Regions from separate parts of the Homo sapiens genome. Here regions 1 and 2 are each linked to region 3. A link is an interaction called in ENCODE POLR2A ChIA-PET data of the cell type or tissue named here. Cell type or tissue: PC-9. All regions are shown on one strand. Each heading gives the region's core, and the rest is flanking DNA. Links, peaks and the distances in the headings are about the cores only.

The links. ChIA-PET counts read pairs that join two places held together with the same protein. Peaks named below come from ENCODE experiments on the same cell type or tissue, not always from the same donor. Only the 100,000 strongest peaks of a DNase experiment are listed, where the experiment ranks them.
Region 1: POLR2A ChIA-PET joins it to region 3 with 16 read pairs; 2 of 35 experiments call an interaction of 5 or more read pairs at or near these places.
Region 2: POLR2A ChIA-PET joins it to region 3 with 15 read pairs; 6 of 35 experiments call an interaction of 5 or more read pairs at or near these places.

The regions. Positions count from the first base shown.
Region 1 is chr1:94,490,664-94,501,563 of GRCh38, reverse strand. It overlaps ABCD3 (ATP binding cassette subfamily D member 3), which reads right to left. Exons shown (of 23, transcript NM_002858.4): 16 at 10,317-10,380; 17 at 2,885-2,962; 18 at 2,716-2,781; 19 at 2,530-2,619; 20 at 1,950-2,069. Among named protein-coding and RNA genes, the nearest start is that of F3, 46 kb to the left of the region's middle. In PC-9, for the core only: no CTCF peak of the experiment used is centred there; no DNase peak of the experiment used is centred there.
Region 2 is chr1:94,022,565-94,029,469 of GRCh38, reverse strand. It overlaps ABCA4 (ATP binding cassette subfamily A member 4), which reads left to right. Exons shown (of 50, transcript NM_000350.3): 30 at 1-25; 31 at 4,422-4,516; 32 at 6,052-6,084. Among named protein-coding and RNA genes, the nearest start is that of ABCA4, 95 kb to the left of the region's middle. In PC-9, for the core only: CTCF peaks have their summits at 3,193 and 3,396 (motif pointing left); a DNase peak (open chromatin) is centred at 3,389; H3K27ac peaks cover 37 bases.
Region 3 is chr1:93,960,013-93,970,912 of GRCh38, reverse strand. No RefSeq gene overlaps it. Among named protein-coding and RNA genes, the nearest start is that of GCLM, 56 kb to the right of the region's middle. In PC-9, for the core only: a CTCF peak has its summit at 6,525; DNase peaks (open chromatin) are centred at 4,772, 5,902 and 7,092; H3K4me3 peaks cover 2,986 bases; H3K27ac peaks cover 5,000 bases.

The DNA.
Region 1 (10,900 bases), core at 2,308-7,307, 530 kb before region 3:
TCCCCTCAACTTTCTACTTTGGTAATTTTCAATCCTACCAAAAAACTGAAAGGACAGTAAAATGAATACACATATATAATCTTTACCTAATTTCACCAACGTTAGTATTTGTAGCGTTAGCCTTCTCCTTTCCACCCTCTGAAACAAAACAACAGGCTCTCTTTTACACATCACATTCAATTCTCTAGACAATGGCTTGGCCATGCTCCAGTTATATATGCAGTGGTGTCACAGGTGAGCTTTCCCCATTTCCCAAACGCCTCTATTATGGATCATGTGTTTTTTTTTTTTTTTTTTTCTTTTGAGACAGAGTCTTGCTCTGTTGCCCTGGCTAGAGTGTAGTGGCATGATCTTGGCTCACTGCAGCCTATGCCTCCCGGGTTGAAGTGATTCTCCCGCCTCAGCCCCCCACTGCTCTGGGCACGCCTTTGAATTCCTAATCTTCAAATCAAAATTATCCCTCCTGTACTTTTATACCACACACACACTGTTCCTTGGTTTAAGTACATTCATTATTCATTCTCTGAGTTTCCGTCGTGTCCATTTCTGAACCACATCCTTCCATTTTCTCTGAAGACATAGTACAGAAATTTAAAGTTATTTTGCAGCTCTTTTTTGCAGTTATTTCTATAGTCATCTTCTAAATTGACTCTAGAAATGCCTAATCATTTCAAATTTTCACTCCTTCAGCCTAATTTCCATTTTGAATATAGCTATTATCTCTCTCATTTATGATTTACTCTTCACACTAGATTCATCTCACGTTATAGCACTAGCCAGGCAAGTCACACTATTAGGTTAATATTAACCTCATGTAGAGTGGGTATGATTTTGGGAAAAACAACTTGCAAAATCAGGGACTCGGAGGTAACAAAAAGGTGGAATATAACCTGAATATAATGGGTCAGAAATTCTGCCATAAGCCAATTTCTTTTGCTTTCTTTCCTTAGCTACAGTTTTCTCTAATCTCCATACTCTGCAGGGGGAGAGGAGAATCTCTTGCTTGGATCTATTCAAACTATGAAATATATAGTTAAAAAATGACTCTTTATGAAGTTGCCCCTCTTGACAAGGTACCCAAACTACCGTTCTTTTTAAATTTTTATTTATTTATTTATTTTTAGAGAGACGATCTCCTTCTATCGCCCAGCCTGGAGTGCCACGGTGTGTGATCACAGCCCAATGCAGCCTCAAACTCCTGGGCTCAAGCAATCTTTCCGCCTCCCAGTAGCTAGGACTATAGGTGTGTGCCACTACGCCCAGATAATTTTTAAATTTTTTTTTGTAGAGAAAGGGTCTTGCTATGTTGCCCAGGCTGGTCTCATTCTTACTACGTAGTGTTTAGCGCATATTTTTGGTTTGAGACAAGTTTAGTCATCATAACAATTAAAGTAGTTTCTTTCAAATGCTTGTTTATATTAGGAAAACTTAAAAATTCTAAGTAACTTTAAGTAGTAGATACTGAACCTTGAAACAAAAACATACATATAATAGTGGAGGAAAAGGGCAAGAACAGAATAAAGATAAAATTTGAATGGATCGTTTCTAATACCTTCAGCTATTTCAGAAAGAATAGCCTGAGTGATACAAAAGAGATGTCTATAGGGAAGAGACATGAGAAGAAATTTCATAACCCAGCCAGGATTACCTTATATCCCAGGAATAATGAGCTACAGAGTTTCTCTGAACTTTTAGAAAAATGGATTATTGGTATATAGTCGGATCTGCAGCTTTTCCTTTCATAGATACTGGCAGGGTATTTATGAATTTTTCAGAATTCCAAATTTACATGCAAGTTAAAGATTTTCAAGCACTTTTATGATAATTTAAACTAATCCATACTGAAACAGCTGCTGAATAAAAAAATATAAGATGAAACTTTGTGTCCTGATTAATCAAAATGCTGGAACCAGTTGCATTCTTGTGCAACTTCTTCACAGTATACTTACCGCCATTCTTTGCTTTTCTCCACCACTGAGTACGTCCATCCAATCCTGAACACTGTCCCAGCCTCCTTCACGTTCAAGGATATGACCCAACTGGACATTGTCTAAGTATTCCTTCAGTACCTTTCAGCAAAATGATTAAAGATGAAATTAAACTTAATATAAGCCAACATTCTTAATAGTGGTTTATTTTTTAAACTGGAATCACTATAATTCTATTGTCTGTACCACTTAAAAGATACATTTCAGAAAAGAATGTGGCACAAGGTAGCCCTGAACCTTTCAGCTCCTAGTATCTACACCAAACTTGACAAAATATGTCTAGTAGCTTAAAGAGAATAACACTATTGTACACAGTAAAAGGATGATGGCAATGAGAAAACAAACAATGGTGTAAAGGTTAAGATTAAACTCTTTTTAAGCCAAGGGATTAACATCTTACCTCAGCTTAGAAAATCACAATTTACAGCTTTGGAAGGCTTTACAGCTTAAGATAAACTACCTGGCATTTAAAATACTTAATTGATTAAAATAAATAATCTGGAGTATTTTCAGTGGATCTAGGATATAAACATTCCCTTACTAGGTCAGAAATTCCCTTCCTTTTCTGATCTTCTCGTCCATCTGGATATATCACTTGATCTCGAAGTGTTCCAAGGGTCATGTAAGGTCTCTGACAGTAGTAGAGCAAAAGTCAATTAGAAGCAACATGAAAAAATAAATAAACAAAAAGATCTTTAGATCAAAGATAACTCAAGCTAGGTCTTACCTGAGGAACATAAAATAATTTTCCTCTTTCAGGTTTAGTTAGACGTCCTCCAAAAAGAGGCCATAACTATTAAAGAGAGAGAAGGGAGAAGAACAATTGTAAAATTTACAAAGTGGTAGACAGTATGGCAAAATAAGACTGCAAAATTTTGAGGCCAACTTGTACTTACTTCACCAAGAACACGGAAAAGTGAACTCTTTCCGCAGCCATTTGGACCACAAATTAGAACATTAGCCCCAGATCGAACCTGAAAAAAAAAAAAAAATCAGTCTGTGAAGTAATTAAATCAAATTAACATATACTTAATCAACATTTCCTTAGACTCAAATATTAATAGCTCCTGGCTAATTATAAGCCTTCTATTTGTCTGTAAATGTAGCATTAGGTAGAGCAGTGAAGAGGTATTGTGAAGGGACCTTTTACTTTGTTTACTTCCAATTTTTACCATTACTTTTTTTTCACTTAAAAAATTATTATTGCTGGGTACTGTGGCTCACACCCATAATCTCAGCATTTTGGGAGGCTAAGGCAGGAGGATCGCTTGAAACTGGGAGTTTGAGACTAACCTGGGAAATAAAACAAGACCCTCATCTCTACAAAAAATAAAAATAAAAAATTAAGCAGGTGTGGTGGTGCACACCTGTAGCCCCAGCTACTTGGGAGGCTGAGGTGGGAGGATTGCTTGAGTCCAGCAGTTTAAGGATGCAGTGAGCTATGATGTCACCTAGGCTGACAGAACAAGACCCCATCTATATACATGTATAAATAAATAAATTTACTGACTGATTGATATCATCAACTTAAGATAAAGAGAGATAAAGTTTAGAAAACTGAGAATTCTTGAAAACAATAAATACATGCGTATACACAGTCTCTTTTAAAAAAATGAAAACGTACTCTATAGACTGTTCTACAACTTGCTTTTATTATTTAACAATATATCACAGATATTCTTCCAGGTCAGTATATTCAGATTCCCCCATTCCTTTCCTTTAATGCCTCAAGCATCTTCCATAGTAAGGATATACTATAACTTATTTAAACACTCCCCTTTGGTTAAATATTTAGGTCATCTGCATTTTGTTTTGCTCTTCTAGATAATATTGCAATGAGTGTACAAGTCAGCAACTTATGTAACAGTAAGCAATGTTTCTGTAGATTCCATTCTTAGAAATTATAAGTGTTTTATCAAAATATATGTGCACTATAAATATATACAAGTGTCACTAAATTATTCTGCAACAACATAAAGATAAATGAGAAAATGTAAAGAGTGGTTAAGTTCTAGGCTTATGATCTTGTAAGTATCTGATCAACTCTGTAAAGAATCAGAAAATCTTAGCTATAATTCTAGCTTACAACACTAAACACCAATGCAACACAATAGGAAAGAAAATATCAGAAAGATATGAGTTACCCTAGCTGGTAACCTGCCTTTAACAAATTTGTTAAGCTGGTGAGCCTTCTGTTCCTATTATTTAATTCAATGAATATTTATTGAATGCTCTCTGTCAGGCTCTGTTCTAGGCAAGTAGGCCATATTAATGAATTAAAGAGACAAAAAATGAAAACAAAAAACCAAAAACCTCTACCCTTACTGGTTTACATTCTAGTGGTAAGAGACATACAATAAAGAATATACATAACATATAAGTTAAATAGTATATTAGAAAATAAGTACTTTGGAGGAAAAAACAGACAAAGGGAACTTGGGAGCGGGTGAGGAAAGCCGCATTTTTAAGGTGGTCAGAGCAGACTTTATTGAATATGACAACTAAGTAAAACTTTGAAAGAAGGGGTGAATTAGGATTTAACTAAAAGAAGACTGTTCTAGCCCCCACCTTTACCACCCATAAAAAGCTGGTACAGCCTGGCCAACATGGTAAAACCCTGTCTCTACTAAAGATACAAAAATTAGCTGGATGCAGTGGCGGGCACCTGTAATCCCAGCTACTCAGGAGGCTGAGGCATGAGAATTGCTTGAACCCGAGAGGCAGAGGTTGCAGTGAGCCAAGATCGTGCCACTGCACTCCAACCTGGGCGACAGAGCAAGGCTCCGTCTCAAAAAAAAAAAAAAAATTTGCTGGTACAAAGGCACTGAAGCAGGAATGTAGCTATCCTATTCAAAAAAAAAAAAAAAAAAAAAAAAAAAAACAGAAACAAGGCTGATTTTACTGAAGAATGAACAGGAAAGAAGAATAGTAGGAAATGAGATCAGAGATGTATCAGGTAGGGGTAGGGTAGTGGCAGGCATTGAAAGAACTTCGACTTTTACTGTGACAAAATGGAGAGCCATCAGCATTGTTCACAATAGCCAAAAGGTGGAAGCAAGGAAGCGACCCAAGAGGATGAATGGATAAACAAAATGTGACACACACACACACACACACACACACAATGAAATGGCATTCAACCTTTAAAATGAATGAAACTCTGACACATGCTACAATACAGATGAACCTTGAAAACATTATGCTAAATGAAATAAGCCAGCCACAAAAGGACAAATGCTGTATGACTTCACTTATATGTGATTCCTAGAGCAGTCAAATTCATAGACAGACAGCATGAGAGGTTACCAGGGGCAAGGGAGAGGAAGGAAGGAGAGTTACTGTTTAATGAGTACAGAGTTTCTATTTGGGATGATGGAAAAGTTCTGGAAATGGATAGTGGTGGTGGCTGCATAACACTGTAAATGTACTTAATGCCACTAAATTATACACTTAGAAATGGTTAAAAAGCCAAATTTCATTTTTACATTTTAAAAACTTCTTAAAGAAAAAAGAATGAAGCAGCCTAACACATAGTTGATCTAAAAGAAAATAACAATTTACACACATAATTGTTAAAGAGTCGTTCAGATGAATAAACTTTTTTCTGATAAAGAATCATTTTGATAGACTTCTTTTTAAATAACACAATTTCCTTATCACATAAAATTGAATATACTGAATGTTCCTCATAAAGCAAGGTTATCATATAAAATAATCATACTCTACTGTAACAGCGATGCCCTTAGAAGGTCCTAAAGTTCAGTGAGCTGGTAATTAAATGGTTCCCTGCTACGTTTTATTTGAGTAATGTTGGCCGTATATAAATTCTCCCCTCCTAACTGCTCTTTGTGGTTTACAATGGCATCAATATTCCTGCCTCCAATAATACCCTTCCACATTATTTGTTGCAGTATGCCAGGAAACCCCAAAAACAGATTTGTAATGATGTATATAAATAATAACCAGACTTACTGAAATCCTGAGTTATCCTTTTATGCTCTAAATCAAGCCTGGCTAACCTACTCAGCATTCACTTTTCTTTACTTCACGGCATTTGGTAGTGTTGAACAAAACTTCCAATTATGACGTCAGCCATGATAAGCCAGTGATAATTTTTCTGTATTAAAAATTTATTAAGTACATATTTTTGTGGGGTTAAATTAAGACTAAAAGCCAAGAGTAACATTTACTGAAAATTAAGTTCTTAACAGCATTGTATTATTGGGGCTCTCAGAATGCTTTACCGGATCAACCAATGCTTTGAACTACCATATTCTTACCAATAAAAATATACCCCCCAAATAATACTCCTTGATAAATCCTACTTTCTATAAATTTATCATAACAAATAAAAAATTCTACACATAAATTTAAGTAAAAGAAAAATTATATAAAAGTATGGTGTTTATGAAGATTAATTAGTTTCTTTAAACACTATAAGTATACCTTACTGAAAAGGTAAAAATCTTAGTAACTTACAAAGTACTTGTTTTTGGAGACAGGATCTCACTCTGTAGCCCAGACTGGAGTATAGTGGTGCGATCTCCGCTCACTGCAACCTCTGCCTCACTGGCACAAGCGATCCTCCCACCTCAGCCGCCTGCGTAACCAGGACCAAAGGTGTGCACCACCACACCTAGCTAATTTTTTTGTATTTTTCACAGAGACGGGGTTTTGCCATGTTGCCCAGGCTGGCCTCAAACTCCTGAGCTCAAGCAATCCGCCCACCTTGGACAAAGTACTATTTTAATCCCCACATGGTAACCTGCAAGCTGTTACCTCTTAGGATCTCTCCAGTCTACATACTTCCCAGAATAATATCTAGACAGATAAATATGTCTGTACTGGGGAGTTTATAATGGAAAATGGTATAAAATCTCTTATTCCAAAGAAGTTTTTATTATTTGGTTACAAATGTAACCCAAAAGGCAAATGAATCATAAAGTAGGAAAGATTTATTTGAGGGGCCAAGTCTGTTTTATTATGCCTCTTTCCAAGAGAAAGAAATCTTTATTTTCAAGTAAGCCAGATGAGTAGAAAATAATTAGAGGCTGCAAAGAACTGAAGAACATTTGTTGATTATAGAAAGGCTATGTTAAGAAAAACAATAAAAAGACATAATGAATGTGAGAAACCCAGGTCTACTTTAGAATACTTTAAGTCAGAAAGAGATTAGAATTCATAACAGTGAACCAAAAAGAAGTCAGAGAAACAGTTCCCAGGGGAGGAGAAAACAAGAATCACAGGATAAACACCAGGAAGTAAGGAACATGGTTATGAAGTAAAACACTCCAACAAGTAAGGACATAAGTGGGGACTCAAGACTTTCCAAATGAAACCCAAAAAAGAGAAAGAATTAAAGACATTTTTTTCCCTTTGTCACTTTTCAACATAATGAGTATCATAATAAACTCATTAATTTAAACATTTTGATGTATTTTAATACAGGGTAGTTATTGTTCTTTTTTTAATTTTATTATTATTATACTTTAAGTTTTAGGGTACATGTGCACAATGTGCAGGTTAGTTACATATGTATACATGTGACATGCTGGTGTGCTGCACCCATTAACTTGTCATTTAGCATTAGGTATATCTCCTAATGCTATCCCTCCCCCAGGACCCCACCCCACAACAGTCCCCAGAGTGTGATGTTCCCCTTCCTGTGTCCATGTGTTCTCATTGTTCAATTCCCACCTATGAGTGAGAATATGCGGTGTTTGGTTTTTTGTCCTTGCGATAGTTTACTGAGAATGATGATTTCCAATTTCATCCATGTCCCTACAAAGGACATGAACTCATCATTTTTTTATGGCTGCATAGTATTCCATGGTGTATATGTGCCACATTTTCTTTATCCAGTCTATCATTGTTGGACATTTGGGTTGGTTCCAAGTCTTTGCTATTGTGAATAGTGCCGCAATAAACATACGTGTGCATGTGTCTTTATAGCAGCATGATTTATAGTCCTTTGGGTATATACCCAGTAATGGGATGGCTGGGTCAAATGGTATTTCTAGTTCTAGATCCCTGAGGAATCCCCACACTGACTTCCACAATGGTTGAACTAGTTTACAGTCCCACCAACAGTGTAAAAGTGTTCCTATTTCTCCACATCCTCTCCAGCACCTGTTGTTTCCTGACTTTTTAATGATTGCCATTCTAACTGGTGTGAGATGTTATCTCACTGTGGTTTTGATTTGCATTTCTCTGATGGCCAGTGATGGTGAGCATTGTTTCATGTGTTTTTTGGCTGCATAAATGTCTTCTTTTGAGAAGTGTCTGTTCATGTCCTTCGCCCACTTTTTGATGGGGTTGTTTTTTTCTTGTAAATTTGTTTGAGTTCATTGTAGATTCTGGATATTAGCCCTTTGTCAGATGAGTAGGTTGCGAAAATTTTCTCCCATTTTGTAGGCTGCCTGTTCACTCTGATGGTAGTTTCTTTTGCTGTGCAGAAGCTCTTTAGTTTAATTAGATCCCATTTGTCAATTTTGGCTTTTGTTGCCATTGCTTTTGGTGTTTTAGACATGAAGTCCTTGCCCATGCCTATGTCCTGAATGGTAATGCCTAGGTTTTCTTCTAGGACATTTTTAAGACTATAAAAGTGAAATTATAGAAACGACAGAAGTCTATTCAATACAAACATAAGGGCTTTAAAAGAAAAGGCTTTGAACTAAAAAGAAAGTGACAGCTTTAGTGTGGTAACATCAAGACAAAATATTATTATGGACCATAATCATGATCCATCTATTCTAAGTATCCCAACCCCCTTTCTCATTGTGCTTCAGTCATGTGTGCCCCTATATTATTGGTATATTTTATTTCTGCATAAAGACAGAAGTGAGGGTAAGTAGGAGAAAGGGACAAGAGGCATTCTTCAACGAAGTCTCACGTCCTTTTTATCCTTGGACAGTGGCAATAAAGGGGCTACTGGAAATCAAGCCTGGCTACCTACTTTGCCAAAGGAACATTCAAGTGACTGAAGTACCTGGAGCTATGTGAGAAAACACTTCTGTGATATGTGGAGCCAGTCAATATTTACCAACTACATTTACATTTTCTGTACTTCTTGTATTTCCTGGCTTTGGAATAAATATGATAACGATAGAATACTCATTGTTGAATAAGTTCAAAGTACTTTGCATAACTAACAATTTTCATTTTTATAATTCATTGAGAAGAAAGTAGACATGTGCTTAATATAAATTACTAAGAGCAGAAAACTGAAGACTTACTTAAGACTGTAACAAATTAAAAACAAGTCCAATAATTATATTCTTTATTTTATAAACTATCAGACAATATTCCTTCAAAGAAAGCAGTAGGAAAAAAATCCCCACATGAAACACAAACTACAGATGGCCATGCACATTAGCATGTGGAGAGGAATTCTAGAGCTGTGCTGTCCAATACCATAGCCACTACTCACATGTGGCTATTTAATTTTAAATCATATTAATTAAATTAAATTTTAAATTCAGTTTTGCAGCTGTACTAGTCACATTTCACATGCTCAATATCTACACATGGTTATTTTACTGGACAGTGAAAGTATAGAGCATTTCCATCATTGCAGAAAGTTCTACGGGAAAGTGTTGTTCTAGAGGAATGGTGTCTAGAATGGGGAACATAGCCTATGTGATAGGAATTTGTTACTAATTATGAAGATTTCTGGATCTGAACCATTCATAAAGCCACAACATAGAGAAAACCTAAATAGTAACCCTTAAATCTGCGAGTCTTACAAATCGTACAAAAACATTCATCTTTTGTCTTTTCTTTTTAATTTGGTCTGCCATATCCCATTTCATTAGCAGAGTATATTGAATCAACATCAGTTTTCACTTGGCATGGGATTTTACTTGTTTTAGGTGAGTGTCTATTTGTAGCGCTACTGTGCGGCTCTTCCCGTTTTCATCAGTAATAAAACAGTCTGTATTTTGTTTTTATAGGTACAAATCATCCTGTACAGTCACAACAATACCAGCCACACCATAAGTTTCTTTTTAATGTAAAGAGACTAAAATTATATTTGTGTGTTTAAATACTCATTTTACACTGGAGACTCCAATTTACTATATTTTCTATGACTTTCTTGACATAAACTTCATTTGCAAAAAGTTTTTTGGTAGTAGTATTTGAAATTTTGAAGTCCTGTCAATTAAGAAAAATAGATTTCTAAGCGTTTCAAAGACTTACTTTTTAAAGCAATTCTGTGGATTCAGAGACTAAGTCGAGCCTTAAAGTTACTTTAAATATTCAGGTAATCTTTTTCAGTTCACATTTTAAAGATGATTTAAGCTTTTATATGATCATTTAAAAACTTACTTCAAAATTAAGGTCTCGGATCAAAACATCTCCATTTGGCGTTGCTAAAGGAACATGATCAAACCTATAGAGGAAATTTTTAAAAAGAGAATTACTTTAAAGTATATAAGGAACTAATACAACTCAATACCAAAAATACAAATAACCTGATTAAAAAATGGGCAAAGAGCTTAAACACTTCTTAAAAGAAGAAATTCAGATGGCCAACAGGCATACGAAAAGGTGCTCAACATCTCAGTCATCAGGAAAATGCAAATCAAAACCACAATGAGACATCACCTCTCACCTGTTAGGATGACTATTATCAAAGAGACAAACGGTAAGTGTTGGCAAAGATGTGGAGAAAGGAAACCTTGTACATTGTTGGTGGGACTACAAATAGTACAGCTATTATGGAAAACAATATGGATGTTCCTCAAAAAATTAAAATTAGGACTACCGTATGATCTAGCAATCCCACTTCTGGGAACATTTCCAAAGGAAATAAAATCAGTATCTCAAAGAGAATCTTCCTCCCATGTTCACTCCAGCATTATTTACAATAGTCCATATATGGAAACTGCCTAAATGTCTTTCAACTGATG
Region 2 (6,905 bases), core at 606-5,605, 61 kb before region 3:
TGCCGGGGGCCTCCCGCCCCCCCAGGTACCTGACCTCCAAACAACGGGGCCCCAGGTCTGCCTGCCACAGAGGGACTAGGGGAGTCCCTGGTATCTCCTGAGTCTCTCACAAACTAACATTTCAAACTGGCAGTTGAGTAGGGGACTAAACCAAACTCCCTGCACCCTCTGGGAGGGGCTCCCCACAGGGCGCTGTGGCTGCCAACTGGAGGAAGCCACTCACCAAAAGCTTCATTTTCCACCAGATACTTCCTATTTGATCTAGTAGAAAAAATGTGTTTAAGCACTAAAAAAAATTAAGTCATATGTGCTCATTATAGAAAAATTAGAAAACACAGGTAAGTCAGAAGGAAAAAAAATCATCGCTTGGATATAAACACAGATAATGTTTGGTTTGCAGCCACCCAAACAGATTATATTCCAAATATTGTCTTAAAATCTGATTTACTGCATAATTTACTAGGAACATGCATCCATGTCAATAAATAGACATCTGCATCACTTTTAATATCTGTATATTATCCCATTGTTTGAATTTCTTTTTTTTTTTTTTTTTTTTTTTTGAGACAGAGTCTCTCTCTGTCACCCAGGTTGGAGTGCAGCGGTGTGATCTCGGCTCACTGCAACCTCTGCCTCCCAGGTTCAATTCTTGTGCCTCAGCCCCCCCGAGTAGTGGGGATTACAGGCATGCACCATCATGCCCGCCTAATTTTTTTGGTAGTTTTAGTACAGATGGGGTTTTACCATGTTGGCCAGGCTGGTGTTGAACTCCTGGCCTCAAGTGATCTACCCACTTCTGCCTACCAGAGTGCTAGGATTACAAGCGTCAGCCACTGCTCCTGGCCTAAAGTTACTTTAAATTAACTGATCTCCCATTATTCGCCACTTAGGTTTTTTAGTTTTCACCATTATAAGCAATGCTATGATGTACATTCAAATGGAAATGTGTTTACACACTTATTAACAGTCTTAATTAAGAAGCTCTCCATGTGCTGTGTCTCTAACATCTGCAGGTATGTACACAAATACATGCACAGCCAGCATCCATCTTTTGCAGGGACATTAATGATCTTGGCTCTGAGCAGCACCCTGTCCTGGGAGTTCTAAAGTCCAGAACAGATTACAGTGAGCATCTCCTGGGGGATTTAGAGACATCAAAGAAGGCTGTGTCCGTGGTTGATAATGGGCCTCCCAGCTGACTTGCCAGGGCTGGGCCTTAGACAGCCCTGTCCAATGATTTGTCAATGAATAAACTGTTCCCAAACAGGCTATGCAGTTCAGTGGGAAAGCACAGGTATGGGACACGGAGAGCCCCAGGTGGACTACTTGACCTCTCTGAGCCTTAATTTTATCACCTGTGAATTGGGAATAACTGCTTATTTCATAATATTATTATGAGGATTTAATGAAATCATGTGGGCAAGGAATTATTTAGAATTAGATTCAACTCAAGTGATGACAACCCCAAACTAACAGCAGATAAAACAAGACACAACTTGTTTCTCACTCATCTAAAAGTCTACGTGGGTGGTGCACGATGTTCTATTCTCTTTCTCCTCCACACTAAACAGGCCTCAGCCTCATCAGCCAATAAGGCAGGAGCTGCCTTCCAGGCAGCGGAATGGAAGAAGGATGAAGCAAAACAGAGGGCAGAGTGTGCACATGTGCTATGTTTAGGGAAGGTTTTCTGAAGTTCCCACATAGTACTTCCACTTACAAACCCAACAAAAAAGGCTATGGCTAAGGCAGCAGGGAGGAGCAAATAATGGGAGCAACTAGATTTTGCCACAGCACCTATCACAGTCTGGTTTATAAATGGTTCTAGGCCAAGAACACCCGATCCCTGCTCTTTTTTATATTCTAAAGCATGTATCTTTATATTTCTCAAGCAATATTTTCTCTCTTTGAATCACAGCTCATCTGCTGCATCATAGGGATCCCAAAAGAAGGACCCAAGGAACTTGTCTCAGTCCTCTGTGCCCCAAGAGGAAGCTTTGCTTGTTTGCTTTGCTGTCAATGCTGAGGGCTCCTGTGGCTGCCTCCACTCAAAACCCTCCAGCATCAGGACGTCAAGGCTGTGATACTGTACCCTGAGCTCTTGGCCAGGGCGAGGGAGGGGAGGCCAAGCCTACCTACATGGTGTTTCATTTCCTAAACGAACCCTTACTTCCACGCGGTCTGTCCAGCTTAGAAACTTATTTTCAGTAGTGTTGGTCCTTGGTCCCTGGACAAAATGTAACAGCCAAAGTCCTAGAAAAAGGCAAGCCAGTTCCTGCCATTTTCTTTCACTTCTGCATTTCCTCACTATTATACGTGCCTTCCATTGGAGCAAAACTGAATGCCACGCATATGCACAGGAGCTGTGCGCGCTCTGTCTCTCTCACTCACTCTTTTTCTCTCTCTCTCTTTCTCTCTCAATCTCTCTGTCTCTATCTATCTCTTACTCTTTATCTCTCACTCTCTCACTCTTTCTCACTCTTTCTCTCAATCTCTTTCTCATTCTCTCTCTATCTTTCTCTCTCTCTCTCTTTCTCACACACACACACTCACAAACCCACACTCTTATTCACATCTGCTCACCCTAGCCACTCAAACACAATCCCTCATTCAGCCTGGAATAAGTCCAGAGGGCGTGGGCCTGATTCAGAGACAATCAGTTGTTCTCATCTGGGAAATGGGGCAATGTGGTCATCTCTAGGGACCCTCCCTGCTCTAACATTCTTTGAATGTGGTGGGTCCTGAGGTGGAAGCACTCTGTCCCTGACTTCTAGTATATGTGGAGATAGGGTTACACAAATATTTTATTGGGCAGAACTTTTATAAAACAATTTATCATAAGCTATCGCAGCCAGCAGCAATTTTTCCAACCTGGATTCCACCAGGGGAGCTTGGCCGGTGTCTGAGTGCCACTTTCAGCTTGAGAAGCAGGTGACTCAGTGAAAAGAGCAAGGAGGAGACAGAGGCAGATTCAGTTCCTAGGCCCTGGGCCACCCACCTGCAAGTTTGCAGCCCAGTCAGTGCAAGTCAGCTAACTGTTCTGAACCTCAGTTTCTCTGTCTGTAAATTAAGCTAAAAATTCTTCTTTCAAAGAGTGTCAGGATGAAGTGAGATCGTGTATGTAGGGCATTTAACATAGTGCCCGACACACAGGGAGCATTCGGTAGGTGCCAGCTCTCCTCCTGGCAGGAGAGAGAGAAACAAGGTGAAAAGAGTGAATTAAAGAAGAGGAAAGTCAAATGGGAAAACAGGGGGAGGAGATAGAAAGTGTATGAAAAGGAAAGAATGGTGCGCAATAACGGCGGTGTAATGCCACCAAAATCCCCTCAACTACTTCTGGGCAGCACCCTTGACAGAGTGAATGCTTTTATGAGAATGTAAGCGGAATGTGTTCCCAGATTTGCAGTAATATTGCCACCTGGTGGACAAACCCATGCACCTTTGAATTTTCCAAAATATTTCGATGAACTAGCTTCCAGTCCTAGATGTATTTTGAAAGTGATTTGTAAATTGTAAGGAACTATTCAAATTCTTTCATTAATGTCACAAATCAACTGTGTCATCTGTATGCCACCCACTATTCTGGGTGCTGGGGACACAACAGCTCACAAATCAGGCAAAGTCCCTGCTCTCACCAAAATGATATCCTACGGGGGATTACAGATACAAATACGTAAACAGATCCATCGGGAGGAAACTCTCAGATGGAAATGAGAGCTATGAAGATAACACAACAGTACATGACAATACAGAGTGACTGGAACCAGGAACATTTCTCCGAGGAATAAAATTTGAAGCGAGCCATGAGAGGGTCTACAGGTAGAGTTCCCAGGCAGAGTGAACAGCCAAGCACAAAGCTGCACCAGGAGAGAGAGGTGCTCGCCGAGAGACAGGGAGGGGAGTGTGGCAGGTGAGCTCAGAGAGGGGCAGGGCCACACACATCGGCCACATGGGCCTTGGTAGTGAGTCGAGATTTGATCCCAGGGTTTATTGGAGTGGATAAGTAAGCAAGGTGACTGAGGTGCTCGGGTTTACATTTTTATAGTTCAAGCTGGCTGCTGGGTGGAAAACGGAAGTTGGCAGACCAAGGACAGAATCAGGCAGACCCATGTGGAAGTTTCTCTAGTGGTCTAGGTGGTGGCTTGGGTAGCGTGGCAGTATTGGAGCTGGAGAAACGCAGATGGATTGGAGATTTGTTTTGGAGTGACGCCATTCTGTCTTGTCAATGGATTGGCGAAAAAAGAGGCATCAAAGATGAGTTACACATCATTGAAGTGAGAACTAGGGAGATGCCAGTACTTTATTTAGTATTTTCTCAGCAGCTCAATCCATAAATAATTTTTGGAAGACAACAAGCAGTTTCACAAACTACTTATAAGTCCTCAAGTTCCAAGGTAATTAACGTGGGTGTCTCATTGCCTCAGAGAACACAGCGCAGCACGGAAATTCTACAAGACCTGACGGACAGGAACATCTCCGACTTCTTGGTAAAAACGTATCCTGCTCTTATAAGAAGCAGGTAAGAAGAAATCCTTTTATGCTTTTTATCCTGGCTCCCTGTAGAAGATATTAACTAGGGACAGAAGATAATTTTCTCTCTCAATTTATGTATGATCAGGGCAGTAGATTTTTTTCTTTTTTATCTGATTTGAGGGCCCCATTCAACATAAAAAGCAATTGAGGCACATACAAGTAAAATGTAACTTAAGATTAATTCTTTTTTTGTTGTTTGTTTGTTTGTTTTTACATTTAGGGCAAGCAGTCTTAAATTTTAACCCACGTATTATTAAAAGTTATATCAGAAGACCATAGAAGTTATTCAAAAATGCAGCCACATATTTTAACTAGTTAAAAGAGAGAGTAAAAATTTGGAGGGAGGTGGAGGAGTATAGGGGAAAAGGTAGAAGAAAAAGAGAAAATAAGTAAGTGGCAAAAAAGAGAAAGGAAAAAGATAGGGTGGGAAAGAGGCAGCGGGACAGTGTCTGAGTCCAGCACACGCCAGGGCGAGCCAGGTCAACTGCAGCTGTCATATTCTAACTGTGAATTATCATCTTTGATCACTGCCCTTTGAGATGCCAATGAACTTTTCAAGAAATATCTAGTTCTCTTGGCTCTCCAGCTGTTCTTATCAGCCCCATCCAGGATGGAACAGCTTTGGCAGCCCGTATCAGAACAAGCAGCTTGACAGGGGCATGCCATGCCAGGAGAGAGGATCCTAAGGAAGCGTGGTCCAGTCCGCACAGGCTCTGGGGCTTTAAGATAAAACCTCCTGTCTAACTTTAGTAGGACTTTCTGTTGCTTCACCTGCCAGAGCCCTGAACGAGGGATAAATTGACTTAATTAACTAGAACACACTGCAAATGGTGAAAGCATTTAGCAAAACAAAGAATGCCATCCAAGCCCCAAAATAAAAGCAGAATAAATAGAATGCAATAAACAGCAACCATCCCAAACTGAGTTCTCAGCAGCAAATCTCCAGTATGAAATTTTGGATTTTGTGCGTGTGTGCTTAAAGGTGGATGACAATGACAGTTCATGGGATTGAGCTCTGGGGTCCAGAGTTGGCATCTGTTCATTTCCCATTTTGTCATTTTACCCTTGATTGACTGAATGTCAGTGCCTTAACTTTGGGCTGTGGAGTGAGTCGGAACTCCCCCGAGGTGTGCAGGTGGTTGTTAGAGTCTCATTTTTGCAGGGTGGAAGACAGGAGGGCTGCAGCCTTCATTCCACACTGACATGGTCATTGCCGTGTGTTCTGGGTCCAGATCAGGCATATTGACCTGACATATGACCTGACAACAGGACCACTCAGAAAGTCCAGCATGCGGGATATGATTTGGAGAGCCAGTGGGGGAAATCATAGGTCCTTTCTCTGCATGTGTATTCAGGCAATGTCCCAGGGCTGGGCGGCTTCCGCATTGCTTGGATATCGGAAAATGCAAAAATGCCCCTGAAGACTGAGACTTCAGTCTTCAAAATGAATGTTTGGGAAAGAAAGTTAACGGCACTGCTGTACTTGTGGTATTCATTGCATTATTTTATTTTGGCTTTCAGCTTAAAGAGCAAATTCTGGGTCAATGAACAGAGGTAAGAAACTATTTTTATCAGAATTAAAATCTCAGATTGATTCATTGTTGAAATAATTGCACACTTTTAAAAGGCACACCTCACAGCCATGAGGAGGGGCTGTTCTGTAGGTGCTCAGGAAGTCACAAGACACGTCCTGAAGAATATGTGGCTAGGGACATCCCAGACTCAGAAGACACTCAGTGGTGCCTCTTCTTGGAGGACATAAGTGGGGGTGGCATTCCCTGATGTGGCGTTTCAGAGCATTCTCACCCAAAAAAAGCTTCTAAAACCTCCAAGTATATAACAGTTTATAATACTCCAACAAGAGGGCCTTGTAGCCTAAACCCGGGACACTCCTTGGCCCATTCCTTTTAAGCTTCAGGGAGTGTGGGCCAGCCCCAGACTCACCCCATTCCTGAGGCATCCTGGAGGTTGAAATATTTCCAGAGGTTTAGAACCTCACCAAGTGGGACTCTAGGAGCCTGCTGCCTCCCAGCCTCCCTCAGGAACTGCACCTCCAGAACAGGTGCGGGGCTGACATGTATGTGCTTTCCTGGGCAGATTCTAGACCGTACACATGAAATCTGGCTTTCAGGATTGCTCTCCAGAGGGACCTGTGGGGCCTCGGCTGAGACAGAGAGTAGGAGTGAGGCAGTGATTCAAGGCCCTGAGAAAGAGCTCCTCCTCTGCTTGGTATAACCAGCTAATTCATTCTGTTCTGTTGACTTTGGCTTCTGCCCTGCCTTTGAAGGGTTTGAGGCCAGGGAGTGATGCACTCAGACTGGTGTTTCCACACAGTCACTTCAGACTTCCAGGGCAGTACAGGAGATAGATCCCAG
Region 3 (10,900 bases), core at 3,114-8,113:
AAGAAGTCAGAAGATCTGATTCTCATGAATCCTCTGTACTGACCTTGGGCAATTCCTTCATCTGTAAAAGGAGGAGTTGAAGTAAATGATCAAATATCTTCTAAAGTCACCCTCAGTTCTAAGGCTCTCTAGATGCTGTTGTACTATTTACTTCAAGGCAACTGTAGCACAGCTGTCTGAAGAATGTACATGCTTTGATGAGCTCGAGGATCTCTTAGAAGCTTTTTCTAAGAAATAAATGAGTGCAGTATCTCAAGAAGATAAACATCCAGCTCTATGAAAGGAGGAAGAAAAAATAAATGTCTTCAGGGCTGGCCTCACAGATCCCATTTCTAATGGGATTTCTTCTATGCCTATTACTGTGTAGACTGAATGTTTGTGTCCCCTCCCCCCACCCCCAAATTCACATGTTGAAATTCTATTGCCAGTATGATGGTATTAAGAGGTAGGACCTTTGGTGGGTGATTAGGTCATTAGGGCTAATCTGGGACTAGTGCCCCTATAAAAAAGACCCTGGAGAGCTCCCTCACTCCTTTCGTCATGTAAGGACTCAGTGGTAAGATGGCTGTTCATGAACCAGAAAGTGAGCCCTCACCGGACATCAAATCTGTTAGCACCTTGATCTTGAACTTCCCAGCGTCTAGAACTGTGAGTAATAAATGTATGTTGTATATAAGTCACTCAGTCTACGGAATTTTGTTATAGTAGCCCAAACAACACCTATCTAAAGTTCTGTTTGTCCTCAGCTCACCTAGCACATGAAATGACCACAACATAATATGGCTATTCTGGATTTGTGCTCAGTTCTTTATTTTTATCCCGCCTCAAGTTAACTCTGAACCTGATCCAGAGGTACTGCTGGTATTTTCCTGATGCCAATCAACCAAAATAGAGCCCAACTCATTATTAGAATAGGAATAATGAATCACAGCAATTTGTTTCAACCATACACTTAATTTCTTATCATACCCTTTGTATATTTTCTATTAATGATTCTATTCTGCACCAAGCACAGTACAATCATGCATTGCTTAACGATGGGGATATATTTTGCAAAACGCATCATTAGGCGATTTTGTTGTCATGTGAACATCATACAGTGCACTTACCCAAACCTAAATGGACTAGCCTACTACATACCTAGGCTATACGGTATAGCCTATTACTCCTAGGCTACAAACCTGTATAGTGTGTTACTGTACTGAATACTGTGTAGAAAATTGTAACACAATGGTAAATACTTCCATATCTAAACATCAAAAATACATTTTAAAATGGTATGCCTGTATAGGGCACTTACCATAAACAGAGCTTGCAGGACTGGAAGTTGCCCTTGGTGAGTCAGTGAGTGAGTGGTGAGTGAATGTGAAGGCCTAGGACATTACTGAATACTACTGTAGACTTCATAAGCACTGTACACTTAGGTGACACTAAATTTATTCAGAAACTATTTCTCTTTAATAACAAATTAACGGTTTTACTTTATAAACTTTAACATTTTTTAAACTTTTTGGTTCTCTTGTAATAACACTTAGCTTTAAACACAAATTGTATAGCAATAACAAAATTATTCTCTTTCTTTATATCCTTATTCTATAAGCTTTTTACTGCTTTTTAAATTCTTTATTTTTTCTCTCTTTAAATGTTTTGGTTAAAAACTAAGACACAAACACACATATTAGCCTAGGCAAACACAGCATCAGGGTCATCAATGCCACCTTCTTCCACCTCCACATCTTGTCCCACTGGGAAGTCTCCAGGGGCAATCACACTCATGGAGCTGTCATTTCCTACCACAGCAATGCCTTCTCCTGGAATTCCTCCTGAAGGACCTGCCTAAGGCTGTTGATGGAAATGTAGTTATGTGGCACACAACTATACTTGAGTTTTTGCCTAAAACTAAATTAGCTCTCACCTGAAACACATTTAAAATTGCTACACATTTGCCACTCCTGCCCACCTATCCCCCAGCCCCTTTACTCTGCTCTGCTTTTTCCCCATAGCACTTATCGCCTTCCAATATGTCAAAGAACTTATGTCTATTTTTTATTGGGAGTTTTCTCCCACCAGACTGTAGGTTCTACAAGGACAGATATCTTACTGTGGTATAATAAAAAATACATATCTGGTATTTCTCCCTGCATCCTGGCAGAGAGCTCCTAAAACCCTTGAAATTTTCTGAGTGATGGAAGTGTCTTTTTGTTATTCCTAATAAACCTCTTTTGAACAAACCTGACTTTTTGCTAATGAGGTGACTCATCGTGGACCCCCATATAGCTTCAGGATGGGGGCTGGTTGCCAAAGGAACCAACCATGTTATTAGAGAGCTGGAACTTTCAGCCCTTCTCCCAACCTCTGAGAGGGAAGAAGAGCTGGAAATTTAGTTCAATCACCAATAGCCAGTGATTTAATTAATCATGCATATGTAATGAAACTCCATATAAAAGCCCTAAACAATGGGGCTTGGGGAGCTTCCAGATTTAACACTTCCATATGATGAGAATATACCCCAATTTCACCAGGACAGAGGCCCCTGCACTCCAGACCCTTCCAGACCTCAGTCTATGTACCTCCTCATCTGGTTGTTCATTTATATCCTTATAATAAACTAGGATCATATGTTCCTGAGTCCTGTAAGTTGTTCTAACCAATTATTGAACCTGGTGCTGGGGAGGTTGTGGGAACTCTAGATTTTGCAGTCTGCCAGGCAGAAGTGTGGGTAGCCTGTAGACACCATTTGCAGCTGGCATCTAAAGTTGGGGGTGGGGGGTGCATTCTTATAGGACTGAGCCTTAACCTGTGTGGTCTGCACTAACTCCGGGTAGTTAATGCCAAAATTGAATAGAATTGCAGGACACCCGGTTGGTGTCAGAGAATCAAATTAGTTGTTACTGGAAAAACAACACATCCTCCTAGAAAACTGCCTAGTACACAGTAGGCACTCAACTAATATTTGCCGGATGAATGGATGGATGTCACCTCCCCTACAGACTGCCATTAAAGTTCTCATTCTGATCATCATCTTCCTGGACACCCCATTTCCTTGCTAATGGTTTCCTAGCAACTCAATAAATAAGTATTTTTGATGCCCACACAGGCATCAAATACGTATTTTTGATGCCAGGCACTGAGGTACAATCACTAAGGAAGGTAGCCAGGAGGCATGGAGGATGCCATCCGATGCCATGCAGCTTAGTGCAGCTCAGAACTCCAGGATTCCTTGCCTACCCCACCAGGGCGGGGCAAGGCCTTGTGAACAGGAGAGTCCTGGCCCTCTTTGAAACTCAATCTTCATGGTTCACAGGCATCCTTCAGCCTCTCCCTGCATGCAGCAATAATGCAACCCTGAACACATCCCTCTGAACTTCTGAAGCCTGAACTAAATTGCAAGGGAAAGACCGGCCCTGACAACACAAGGTACAAGAGTTATTTTCAGCAGGAAACAGAGCTGGCCAAGAGCGCAGTCATCTGTGTTTTCAGCAATTGAGCCCTCCCTCCCCCACCTGCTGCCAGGGTATCCACAGCTAAAAGCCAGCTCAGTCCATCTGTGGCTTTGAGCTTCTACATCTAACACTATAGGGAATTTTAAAGAAATTCCACTTACCCCACAACATCCACAAAAATAAATTCCAAATGGATAAAAGAGATTAATGTAAATATGAAGCTCCTATATTACTAGAAGATAATATTGTAATCTGGAATAGAAGAGGCCATTCCAAACAGAATACAAAACACAGAGGTTATAAAGGGAAATTTAGGCCTATTTGCCTAACTAAAATTTTGAAAATGTTTAAGAACAAAAGTTTCCACTAACAATGTCAAAGACAAACTGATACAAGTGTCTTCAGTATAGATAAATAGAAGGTTAATAATCATAATACATAAAAGGCTTCTACAAATTAAACTCTTTGAAGATGAAGGACAGGAGAGAAGAGAGTTTTATTTGAAAGAGTGGGCAGAGGCAAAGAAAGGGGAAAAGAACAGTGAGAGAGAGAATAGCCTCTTCCCATCCACTCGATCCCCAGGCTGATTTTGAGGCCACCTACAAGAGGCATTAGCAGCAGAAGCTGATGGGGACTACTCAGTCGAGAACTCATGAGATGCAGGATCTGAGCAGAGCAGACTGGGGACCCAGATGACAAAGGACACTGGCACACATTGAGCAGACTGTCCTCTCCCACCTCTGCCTGGACACCATCATCCCATCTATGCCAACCAAGGACTGGAGACTCAGGAGGCACCTGGAGACAGCACCTACGACGTGGACTTTGGTGTCTGGCTCCCATGAACTTCTCCAAGCTTCTGTGAGCAGCAGACACACAAGGGTGGGAGCAAACGTGGGAGAAGAGAAACAGAGAGGTTGCCATATGGACTACAAGCACCAGACAGGCTTATGGACACATGTAAGGCACCCTTTGGGGGACTTCTGGAAAGAACTGGGGGACACTTTGAGGGTCCTGAGGGCTTGTTTTTGCTTGGGTGAAAGATACTGCAACAGGAAATGTCTGGACCTACATATATATGCATTTCTTTTAAAGTTTGGAAGGATAATGGTTGGGAGGGACAGGACTGTAAGGGGAGGCAGGAAATTCCACTTTCTATTGTATAAAATTCTGGAATGTTTCTTTTTTATAAGGAATATACATGTACATAAAACTTTAGTAATAATAACTTACAATAAGATAGTCCCATTTAGAAAAAAATACACAGGATATGGCACTGGCTTTCAAGGATTGAGCTCTTCTCCTCACCGTTGCTGGTGACAACATGAGTCCACAATGACATCATCTAGTGCATGCCAATACCTGTGACAGGGAATAAAGCACAGAGCTGCAGGAGGCACAGGAGCTTCCCTGGGTCCAGTTTCCAGAACAGAATCATGACCAAGGTCAAAAGCTGGCTTGGTGGCCAGCGTGGAGTGCCAGGGTTACCTGTTAACCCTGGCATAGAGCCCCTGAACTTGTTCTGCCTCCAGAGCTCTTAGAAGTTTTTCTTAGAAGTTCTTCTTTTGTGGGCTGACACCATGGGATAAAAAGGGTTTCTCTCTCATAAATGCTTAGGTTACAGGAGAGAGATGGAACTGAAGTCTCACACCCTACTGCTCCCATGAAAATGTCCAGTGTCTCCACTGAGACATGTGTGACCTGGCCCTGCTTTCCTCTCCAGCCTCATGTCCCATCCCTTGTGACTCTCTGCAGAGGGCAATAATACAATTGGGAATAGAAGAATGAGCCAAGGGGCTGGTGTGGTGGGAGGGGATCCAGATTAGAGAGGTGACAGTTTGGGGAATAGTATGTGCCTGCTACAAGAGTCCTCCCTGAACACCCCTGGGTTAGACACCATCAGCTCTGCTCCTGGACCACCCAGGGTCATCTGTGGAAACATTACTACTTTGTGGAATGTTTGACTCGTTATATGTCTATAGCCCCTACCAGACTGTGCGCATTTTTGCCAGCATGGGCAGTAGCATTTGTCACAGTTGCCTCTGGTTCTGGGCAAAAGGTTCAATAAACAGTTGCTGAATGAGAAAGTTGCTGGTCTGGCCTAACCTTTCAGGCACTCTCATGTCAGGCACAGAGCATTCTGGGCTGGGCTCTCACTTGCTCACCTGTAAGCTCCACACAGTTCTAGGGTACAGATGGTGGCAAAACTCCAACAAATAGCCACACTGGCCCAAATATCTCTTCCTGGAAGAGAAACCTCAACACACAAAAAGAATTAAATGCCGACGGAGGTCACTGAGGCCGCAGACCCCTCACCCAGAGTTCTCAATGTGCTGATTCACCAGGAGCAAACAGGAGCCCTAAGGCCTGGCAGAGGAGAGGATGGTGCACCAGAAATGGGAGTTCTAGCTCTGACTCCACCCCAGAGCCTGTAAAGGTCTGGGTTTGGTGCTGGCTATGATCCTGGGAGTAGGAAGGTAAGAGAAAAGCTGGCCAATCTGAAAAGCACATAGGCTGGGCTACACCCAACCTTGACCTCAGCTCTGGAGACAGCCCAACCCAAATCCTCCCACCTAAAACAAACTCGCCTTGCATCATACATTCATATTGTGAGTCACAGGGCAAAAATCCCCTGAAGACCCTTGTGGTTGGTGCTTTTTACAAACAAGGATATCTATATTGGGCAGCTAGCTACCTTTCCTTTGACAGGAAAGAGACATGCCTCCCCACACCTCATTTCCCACAGTACAGATCTTGTCTGGACCTTATTTTTGCCAAGACCAGGCAATAACCAGCCCTGTGGTGCTGTGCTGTGTCACCAGCCTCAGCCTCCCTCCCCAACACTTGAACTCTGGAGGCAAACCCATGCCCCTTTCCTAAGATGCTGGAGTTGAGAGGCTGCCAACTATGTTATAAGGAAGATGGGAGCAATCTATTCCCACTGAGCTAACTGAGGTAGTGGGAAAGGAGAGGGTTTGTTGAGATTTTTCCTCTATTCTATTAAATGCACAGGCTTTGGCATCAGTCAGACCTGGGTTCAAGTCCCAGCTCCGCCACTTTCTAATTATTTGACTTTGGGCCAGTCACCAACCTCTCTGAATCTCGGTTTGAATCTATAGAGTGCAGATAGGACTAACATCCACCTTGAAGGGTTGCTATGAGGACTATGTGAAGCAATAACTGTCATACACGCAGCATGGCACCTGCATAGTGCACAGTAAGAGCTTAGCAAATGTTAACAACTGTTCACAGCCGGGAAATTTTGGGCCCAGAACAATAGGGCTTATGTTTTTTTTTTTTTAATTTCCCCATGAACCATTGTAATTGAGCTTATATCAAGACCAAATCCTAATCCCACACACAGAATTCATGTCTTGTCGTGTCACCCATCTACTACCCCATAGTTCCAGCTACTTTGGATTAAACAACTGAGAGCTCAGAAGTGTACAAATAAAAATCCACAAGCAAAGACTGGCCTGTCTCTGACCGTAATGGCAAATACAAAGCCCAAGAATCCCCACAGCTCAGATCTGCTGTTTCTTTCTGCCCTGGCAGTAAGCTCAGAAATCTGGCAGCTGAAATTCAAGTTACTCACTTTGAGCGTGCAATACCTCTGCCTCAGTGTTTTTGCTTATTCATGGTGAGAAGGGTTACTTTTTAACCTTATTTAAAAAAAAAAAAAATCTCTGCAGCCAGCAGTGGGAGGACTGAGTACCAGGAAGCTGGAAGCGCCTTCAGGACGCGTGATAATAGACGTCACCTGTTGGAGAGGCTGGTCCCGGGTCCCCCTGCCAGTTTTGGGCCAATAAACCCTACTGTTCTGTTTGGGTTGGCTTCGATTTCTGGCATTTTACAAATCTAAAGGATTCAGATGAGGCGGGCAATAGGGTGAGTAAAGACTACAACCCCAAATGTAAGTTAGGGTCCTTAGCCAAACTTTCCCTGACTTGGTTAACAAATAAGCCAGTGATTAAGCACATTCTATTCTGTAGCCCAGAGAGGATCCTCCCCATTACCCAGCCACATAAACTCTAGAATAGTAACTTCAGCCCCAATTCAACATCACTTTGTTTGTGTTTGCTGCATGTGGTGGATGGCAAGCCCACCTCCAACTCCAAAGCCACTGCTGGGACACCATCAGGACCCAGAGCAAAGGAAGGTGGGGCCCTGTTCTGTGGGACTGGCCCACAGGGATTGGTGTATGCCTGGCACTGTGCCTACCACTTTACCTGCATTTCTTCAGTTAATCCTTATAACAACCCCATGCCGCAGAAACTGTTATTCATGTCCCCTTTACCTATGGGAAATGGATAGCTCAGAGAGGTTAAGTGGCATGTCCAAAAAATCGTCAGAAGCAGACCTTAAACTCCACAATCTGATGTCAGATAACACCACCTTTACCATCAGAAGGGGATGCAAAGACAGGAAGAAGAATGTTCCAGATTGAAGGAACAGCACTTGCAAAACCATGAAGTTACAAGTTAGAAAGACTGTGGCATTTCCAAAAATTGGGAGATTAGTGAGCAGTGGAGTTACTTGGGAAGGCTCAATGGGAGAGGGAGAAGGATTGGGAGGGACCCAGGGGAAAGGGAAGCGGAAGAGGCAAGAAACCCAAGTGCAGTTAAGGAGTCTGGCATGTTCAGGAAACAGCGAAAGACCAAGCACAGACTTGGTTACAGCAAAATGTGCTGACATCCCTGCTGTAATATATCTATTCTCTAAACTAAAGCCTATCTGAACATGTATGAATGAGTGCTGTTAAGGACACCTGTGAATTGTGGCAGCTCTCATCAATGCCTCAGGACCAGAACTCAGGCTACCATCCTCAGGGAGGCATGGTGTCCTACCTGTGGTTCTCTCAGCCAACCTCTGCTGACATTCTATTCCCTTCCACACCAGGGGCATTGCAAATGTGGGTGGCTCATGATAGCTTCCTCTAGACAAGCTCTTTAGACTCAAAATCCTTTTACAAAAGAAGTTGCTCTTTATTTGTGCTTTGGGAATTCCATTGTTCAGATGGCAAGTTTAACTTCTTCTCTCTTTGGCACTGAGAAAAAAAAATGTTTTTGTTTTTAATAGGCTTCTACAAATCAAATACTTAATATTTCTCTTAAAATTGAGGTTATCTGGGTGACTAGTTCAAGAGACATTCCAGGTTGTCCTGACACAACCAGAGAGGCTGGTCACTGTCCGGCTGAGACACCAGCTCCTTGTCCGGGAAAGTTAAGCACACTGGAGCCAGCCCCCAACCCCCAGGCAGCATGGGTCTCTCCCTCCTCCCAGGTCCTCAAGCCTCCTAAAATCTCTGCCTCTGACCTCATATCATAACTTTCTGTGACCAAGCCACCACACAGAAAGTTCCTGGAGGTGAGGGTCACGCTTCATCTACTCTTCCAACAAGTATACACTAATGCCTTCTAAGTGCCAAGCAAATTGTTAGGCCTGGAAAACACTGCCAGCAAGGCTGTTCTGGTACTGGAAATGCCAGGATGCCAAGAGTACATGAACATTTATGAGTATGCACTCTGGAGCTAGACTCCCCTGCTCCAACACTGGCTAGCTAAGTGACCCTAGGCAAGTCACTTAACTTCTACGCAACTTCGTTTCCACTCTATCTAATGGTGATAATAACAGGGCCTACCTTATCATGATGAGAGGATAAAATGAATCCAAATAGGTAAAGTACATCTATGGTTAGTACTCAGTAAGCTCTATGTACAAGGGTAAGCACAAGATGTTTTAGGAGACCACAAGAGGGTTGCATAACTCAGACTTGGGAGGGCTTCCCAGAGGATTCGCACTCTAAACAGGGACTTTAGAAATCAGTTAACCATCGGAAGGGGATGCAAGGACAGGAAGAAGAATGTTCCAGATTGAAGGAACAGTACTTGCAAAACCATGAAGGCAAGAGTCCATGCTTTCTTTGATGAGTTTGCTTCATTTAAAAAAAATAAAACAAACAGCAATTCAGTCACTAATAACAGTTATTACAAAGTTTGTACTGTGCCTTCTATCCTTGAACTATTAGTGTACAAACTGCAAAGAATGCAGATTTAGGTCACAGAGAGCAAGTCTGAACTAAATCCATCTTTGAAGGCTCTACCAGCAAGGTCAAAATGGCTCACAGTTCTCTTTTTATTTTCAACAGGAAACAAACATTTATGAACCCCAAATGTTAGGTTAATTTAATGGCTTCTTAGAAGATGTTTGGTCTGAGGATTTTGGAAGAGAAAACACAGTGTAGTCTTTGTTTTTTACTCCTCACCACAGCACATTGCTTGTGGGAGGCACCCAATAAATTCTTTTTCCTTTTATACTCAAATGCACTGCATTTTAGTTTTCATACTAGTTTTTTAACAAATGCTTTTTAAATGATGTATGTTCAAATGAATCCTGCCAATGCCCAGAACTTCTCTTCCCACTCACCTCACAAAAGGCAAGCCTAGGCCTGCCTCCAGCCTCTTAGAGTAGCAGCTTATCTCCAAGATGACATCCCCACAGAGCTGAGTTTTATGATCAGCTATCAAATCTCAGCATAAACTGAGAGCAAAGATTGGAAAGACAATAAAAATAGAAACGAGGCCAAGCATGCTGGCTCACACCTGCAATGCCAGTGCTTGGGGAGGCTGAGGTGGGAGGGCCTCTTGAGCCCAGGAGTTCAAGGCCGTGGTGAGCTAGAATCACATCATGGCACTCCAGCCTGGGTGACAGAGCAAGACCCTGTCTCTAAAAACAAACAAACAAGCAAGTCAGGTTTTACATGCCAAGCCAGTTCAGAGAAGCAGTGGGACCTATGATTAAATTTCGATTTTAAGAAAACTAAAGGGGAAGGAATTTTCCCAGCAAGCAATAATCCTTTTCAGAAGACTAGCAAAGCCTGTTCTTTATTAATGAATGAGGAACTGTGGTTCCTGAGATAATAGGAGGAAAGGGATTTTATAATTCATCAAAGCCAGGGATTTTCAAACACCTTTTGAAAGCTTTGTTCAAAATAAATATTACCAAGATATGTAAATAAAACACACCATGACAGAACTATTCTGGTTGAACGCAGGGACTAGGCCCCAATATTGTTGCCTTCTAACCCCAGAACATATCTAAAACTACTAATTTTAGTCTAATAACCACTCTTCCCTTTTACAGATGGAAAACCTGAAGCTGAGAAAAAAATAGATGACTTCTCCAAGGTCACACAACTAATTGCTAACAGAGCCAGTGTAAGTTCCTAGGTCTACTTACTCCAAATTCAATGACATGTAGATGGTATGAGAAATACACTTACTGATGTGGAAGGGGTGGATGATGGAAAGTAGATGGGACATGAGAGGAAGAGGGTCACCCTGTTGAATACACACAGAAACAGGGCAGGACAAAGCCATGCAGTGGCTATTACAGGTTGAGTATCCCTTCTTCTAAATGCTTGGGACCATAAGTGTTCCAGATTTCAGACTTTTTAA